2 separate regions of the Homo sapiens genome follow, and region 2 is linked to region 1. A link is an interaction called in ENCODE POLR2A ChIA-PET data of the cell type or tissue named here. Cell type or tissue: A673. All regions are shown on one strand. Each heading gives the region's core, and the rest is flanking DNA. Links, peaks and the distances in the headings are about the cores only.

Region 1 (2,922 bases), core at 300-2,799:
CAAAGACAAAAAAATGGGACAGAAATAAATGATAACCACAACTTTTTGAAAGCTAAAAATAGATTAGTAGTGATGATCCTAGCAAACCTGAGAAGGACTTTTTATCCTGCAGTGTGGAAAACTGTGAAGCAATCTGATTTGTACCACAGATCCTCCAAAATGCTCTTGTACTATGACATCTCTGGAGGGGAAGATGAAGGATTTGCTGAAAGTCTATTTTGGAAGTAAATACACACCCACCAGAATGATAAAATTTTAGTCTGGCGAAACCAAACGTAGAGTATGTGGAGTAAAAATATGTGTGTTGATGGAGGGAGTGTCGGTACAATAAATTCGGGAAAGATTTTGCATTAAATAGAAAGTTGAACATGCATGAAGTTATCCTAGAGAAACTCACACATGTACCAGGGGGCATACAAAAATATTCATGTCAGCATTGTAAGAGCAAAAAAGGAAAACTGTTCAAATATCCATTGACAGGAGAATGGAGAAGTTAATTGTGGTATAATCACCCAATGGAATACTATGCAACACTAAAAAAGGAATAAACTATAAACATGGGTGAATCCCCAAAATACAATGTTGTATGAAAAAAGCCCAAAAGTATACAAAACCATAATTTAACTGGTTTACTGAAAACAGGCAGATACATTGTTGAGAGGTATTTATGTGGGAAAGCTAATTTTGTGAAAGCAAAGGAAATAATACTAAATTAGAATACTAGTTACTTCTGAAGGGGTGGGAAGAGGATAAAAACAGAATACAAGGGGCTTGAAAAGTATTGACAGAGTTCTAACTATTTGCTTTTAAACAAGCCATCCCAAAACGTAACGGTTTAAAACAACATGTACTGTGTTCATGAATATGCAACATGGACAGAGCTTGGGAGAGACAGCTTGTCTCTGCTCCTTTCAGCCACAGCTAGGTGAGCTCAAATAGTGAGGTTGGAATGTATGTAATCATTCACTCATATGTCTGGAAGTTGATAGTGACTGTTTGCTGGGACTTCAGGTGGAGCTGAAGCCAGAACACATACCTAGTCCTGTTTCCCTTCCTCACAACCTAGAGGCTAGGTTCCAAGAACAAGGGTTGAGAAGGCCACGTGGGAGCTCTGTTACCATTTCTTGCCTGGCATTAGAATTCATCCAGTGTTAGGCAGGGGATACAGGCTCACACCTGTAATTCCAGCACTTTGGCCAAGGCGGGCAGATTGCCTGAGTTCAAGAGTTCAAGATCAGACTGGACAACATGGCAAAACCCCATCTCTACATAAAAAAAAAAAAAAAAAAAAAAAGCCAGGCCTGCTGGCATGTGCCTGCAGTCCCAGCTACTCGGGAGGCTGAGGTGGTAGAATCGCTTGAGCCTGGGAAGCGGAGGTTGCAGTAAGCCAAGATTGCACCACTGCACGCCAGCTTGGGTGACAGAGCAAGACTCCATCTCAAAAAAAAAAAAATGAAAAAAACACTAATTCAGTGTCTTCTGCTGCATTCTACTCATCGAAGAAGTCACAAAGGTCTGTGCTGATGGAAAAGGAGGGGAAATAGACTCCACCTCCTGATGATGAAGTGGCAAGCTTCTGGAAGAGCATATGGAACCAGAAATACTAGAAATGTTTCCCTCATTTGGGGGAAAAAATATTCCATCTCAGCAGCCTCACTTGGAAACCCAGGTAGACAAGGCTTACCTGGACAAGATTGGGGCCTGGGAGGTTGGGGGTGGTTTTCATCTTATGGAATTGTTTACAAATTGATACATAAGAAATCATAAGAAGTTTAAAGGATTGTAACATCTTAAGCTGGGCATGGTGGTGCATGGCTGCCCTAGCTAGTCTGGAGGCTGAGATGGAAAGATGGCTTGAGCCCAGGAGCTGGTGGATGCAGTGAGCTATGATGATGCCACTGCAGTCCAGCCTGGGTGACAGAGTGAGACCCTGTCTCTAAAATTTGAAAAAAAAAAAAAAAATGGCAGGAGGGTATCATCTTGGACCTTCAAACTTGTATGGGCAGGAGATGGCTAAGAAAACTACTCAGCTACAGACTGGACTCCATTTTGTGGGAAATGAAGGGTAATTTCCATGTGGCTGCTGGAGGAAGTGTTGAGAGAGGAAGTGCCAGGGAAAAGCCAGATGGTTTTTTCTAACCTACCCTCAGAAACCAAGCAACATTGCTTTCCATGTCATTTTATTTATTGATGCAAAGACCCACCCACATTCAAGGGAAGATAAACTATGCCCTTTGACAGGAAAGTGGGAAGATTCTGGAAGAGTTTAGGGAATCAAAGCTGTTTTTTCAGCCATGTTTTTTGAAAACTTGAATCTCTGATACTATTCTACTTATTAAGCTGACTGTAGATTCTTAAGATCAAATAGGCACTTTTGTATATTTCCCAATATTTGATAGAAAAATAAATCCTTATGTGGAAAAAATGAGGTGCTGTTAGATCTCCAGATCTCCTCCACAATTCCCTGTATCCAAGGGAGGGGAGTAAGCCCTTGAGAAGTTGTAAACACTAAATTGTCCTTACATGGATATGTAACAGAAAATTTAGTAAACCGTATATGAAAAATGGAGCAGGAAGTTGGAGGGGGAGCTAGGTGTGAGGAGGGGAGTGTGTGAAAGCCCTAAAAGTCCTCACCTATGTTGAGAAGTCAACAAGTAATGCCTAAAGTTGGAAAAACTCTAGAAATACTATAAGCATGTAATTTAGAAATATGGTAGGGAATAACTAAGCTAAAAGGGTTGGAAGTAGTTGTTGCTAGGAGTGGGAAATCAGTTCAGAAAATGGAACTATATGATTTCTTCAGTGAGGTACGTATGTTCAATGTACCAAATTTAAGAGGGAAAATGATCAAAATGGATGAGCTAAATTGAAGCTAAGATCATTGAAGAAAGAATTAAGGCTTCTGGCAATGTTTGTTCACAT
Region 2 (2,922 bases), core at 295-2,794, 530 kb before region 1:
AAGAGCGTTTAAATGTTTTGGCACATTCAAGTTTTCTCTCCCCATTCTATCTTTTTTCATAGTAGCCATTAGTTTTGCATATGTTCGATGTCAGATTTTTCAGTCCAGTATTTATCACTGTGGGCTATCCAAATTCAAATGTAGAGATATTCTAATATTGAACAGTTAGTCCAGTGCATACAGTTTAGAAAGCTGAAATATTTTGACTACTTTGTGTATCAGTCCTGTTTTTCTTCCCAAATGTTAATTGTTTGAGATTTTTTAGCTTAAAAATTTTTAAGTGATAAATGAACCTGCATTTAGTATAATATACAATGGTACACTTTTTGGAATATTTAAAATGGAAAATCTGTTGAAGATTTGGGTTAGATATTTGAAATAAATTTTCTACCCAGTTGTCTTTCTCCCTTTTCTACAGATTTATCTTTTCTGTACTACAAAGAAAGAAAGCGTCATATCCACTCTACCAAACTTCTCCTCTACACACTTGAATCTATTACAGCGTTTTGGTGCCTAAGAGAATTTTCTGCTCATTGGGTTGTTTGAGGGCAGAGTCTGTGTTTTATATGTGTATCTCTAGTACCCGACTAACTGCTTAACGTGGAGGAAAAACCCCCGTGTAAATTTGTTGAATTGGGGTTTTGAATGGTAGAGGATACAGAAATTTGGCTTCTTGGTAGCCAAAAACAAAACAAAAAAACAAACACGTGCTTTGAAGTCTCTGTCCTTCCTGCAGTGTTAGGCAGAACAAACGTGGGTGCCAGATTCTAATGGAGTTGTCTGGTCCAGGGAGATTAGCGAGAGGCTGGGGCACGGGCTCAGGAGTCTAATCAAGATAGGAAATAAATCGTGTGCCCGAATAATTCTCTGAATTCAGTAACGGGGGACAGTTTTGCTATTAGGCCCAGCCTAAATAGGTGACAAATAACTGAAATACAGGAGGATTCTACAAATAATGGCTTTCTGGCTAAAAGGTGATTGTAAAAGGTGTAACATTCACAGCAATTTTAGACGCCATAAAAAACTTTATTAGGAAGAATTCATTTTTAATGGAGTTTTACACGTCATAGGAAAAAGGTAATTTGTAGTCTAACGATATACTTGCTAGATCAGATCATAGATGTGCTGGAATGACAGAGTCTAGGCATTTTACACACAGAGTATTTGAATTCAATTTTTCAGACCCTTGGTAGGATGCTCAGTATTATTCTGAATGTTTCTCCCATTGTTACGAAGTTAGCTGCGGTAGATTGATGTGTAAATTTGTTGATGTGACACTGATGATAAATGTTTTGGAACAAAATTACTTGTTAAGTAGGGATGGGGGTGAGAAATTCAAATAACCCGGAGGCAGAAACTGCTTTCAGGAGCTTTATCTTACAACGTGTTCAACTAGATTCAATCTCTGCTTCAGGAGAGGCATGTTAGAGACATGAGGAAGGCCCAAGGGAAAAGGGTGTCCTTTATTGTTTAATGAGGAGTTCCAAGCAAGATCAGGGTAATTATAGATTCTAGATCTCTAAAGGAAGAAAGAATAACCAGGGCCTTTCTAGGGATAAAGGAAAGGAAATACATCATGATTGACATGGAGAGGTGCCAAAGCACATAATGGACATAATAGCATACCTAAGAGGGAGTAGGGGAGGGTTTGAGAGCCCATTGTGTTCATTCGCTCAGTAATTTGTTCATTCAAAAATATTGAACCCCTTTCTGTGAACCAAGCACTGTGCTTGACCCTTGGCGTTTCACAAACATTTCTTAAGAGGACAGAATACTATGGTGGTTCCGTGAAGTAAATGGAAAATGGAAAATTGCTTATACGAGTGGGTAAGATTTACCCTAATTACTGCAAACTATGGATAAAGTTGTTTTCATTCTTATCCAAATGCATTGTGGTGGTTAGTAATTCCTAAGGCCTACTTCCTACCGAAATTACCATTTCCTCCTATCTTTTATTATGGAAAATAACAAATCATACAACTTTTAATAGCCTGTAGAGGATCTGTTTGGTTTGTTACTGTTTAAAGAAAAATGTTTTGTTACAAAAATTATCTTCATTAAAATAGTCAACATATTCTCCCTCTGGGAGATTTCAAGTTTTTTTTTTTTCGTTTTTGTTTTTAATGAGATGGTTACTGTGACACTTTTATTTTTAAATGTGTTCTATTTTATGCCCAGTGGTACTTATATTTCTTCTTTCTTTAATAGAGTTAGAATGTATATGTGTTCCTGTAAAATATGAATGCCCATTTCTTATGAAAATCGTTTATATCCCAATTATGAAGAGTTTTAAAAATTAAACATTCACAATAAGATTTGTTAAAAACATCTTAACAAAAGATGTTTGGGAAGTAGTTAGTCATACATGAGAGTAGAAAAGTGTATATTGTTCCAAAGTTCAAAGGCTTTTATGTGCCATGTTAAGAAGTTTAGATTTAGCTTGTGGTCTTTCAAGACTTTAAACAATCTTAATATTTATAAAATCGTGGCTATTTTAGAAATACCTTAATATTGATAAAATTGTGGTTATAAGACACTAAGACATATAAAATGTAAATATTGTATGATGATTATTTGACTAAATATGAGCTATGGCGGGGGGAAGCTTCTTAATGAAAATGTTATCTCAGTGTCTATTCAGATTTTAACATATAGATTAATTCTTTTTTTCTTTATTTTTCCACACTATACAGATGTATAGACTAATTCTTTTTAGGAATGTATTTTTGCCATTTCCCTCATTCTGTCACTTTATTAAATAGTAATTTAATTTGACTTTTTTGTGTGTTTATTCATCATGGTAACTTCCTGACTTTCATTAAAATATTTTTTTAAAGAAGGGATCTGAAAATTGAGCTACTGATTACGCCAATTAGATCTATATTACATTATTCATACCATTGACCTTTGGTACCTGATATC

Evidence for each region. ChIA-PET counts read pairs that join two places held together with the same protein. Peaks named below come from ENCODE experiments on the same cell type or tissue, not always from the same donor. Only the 100,000 strongest peaks of a DNase experiment are listed, where the experiment ranks them.
Region 2: POLR2A ChIA-PET joins it to region 1 with 9 read pairs; 4 of 35 experiments call an interaction of 5 or more read pairs at or near these places.

The regions. Positions count from the first base shown.
Region 1 is chr12:95,013,909-95,016,830 of GRCh38, reverse strand. No RefSeq gene overlaps it. Among named protein-coding and RNA genes, the nearest start is that of NDUFA12, 12 kb to the right of the region's middle. In A673, for the core only: no CTCF peak of the experiment used is centred there; no DNase peak of the experiment used is centred there.
Region 2 is chr12:95,544,487-95,547,408 of GRCh38, reverse strand. The region is part of intron 1 of USP44 (ubiquitin specific peptidase 44); the gene reads left to right. Among named protein-coding and RNA genes, the nearest start is that of USP44, 5.5 kb to the left of the region's middle. In A673, for the core only: no CTCF peak of the experiment used is centred there; a DNase peak (open chromatin) is centred at 1,548; H3K4me3 peaks cover 876 bases; H3K27ac peaks cover 1,244 bases.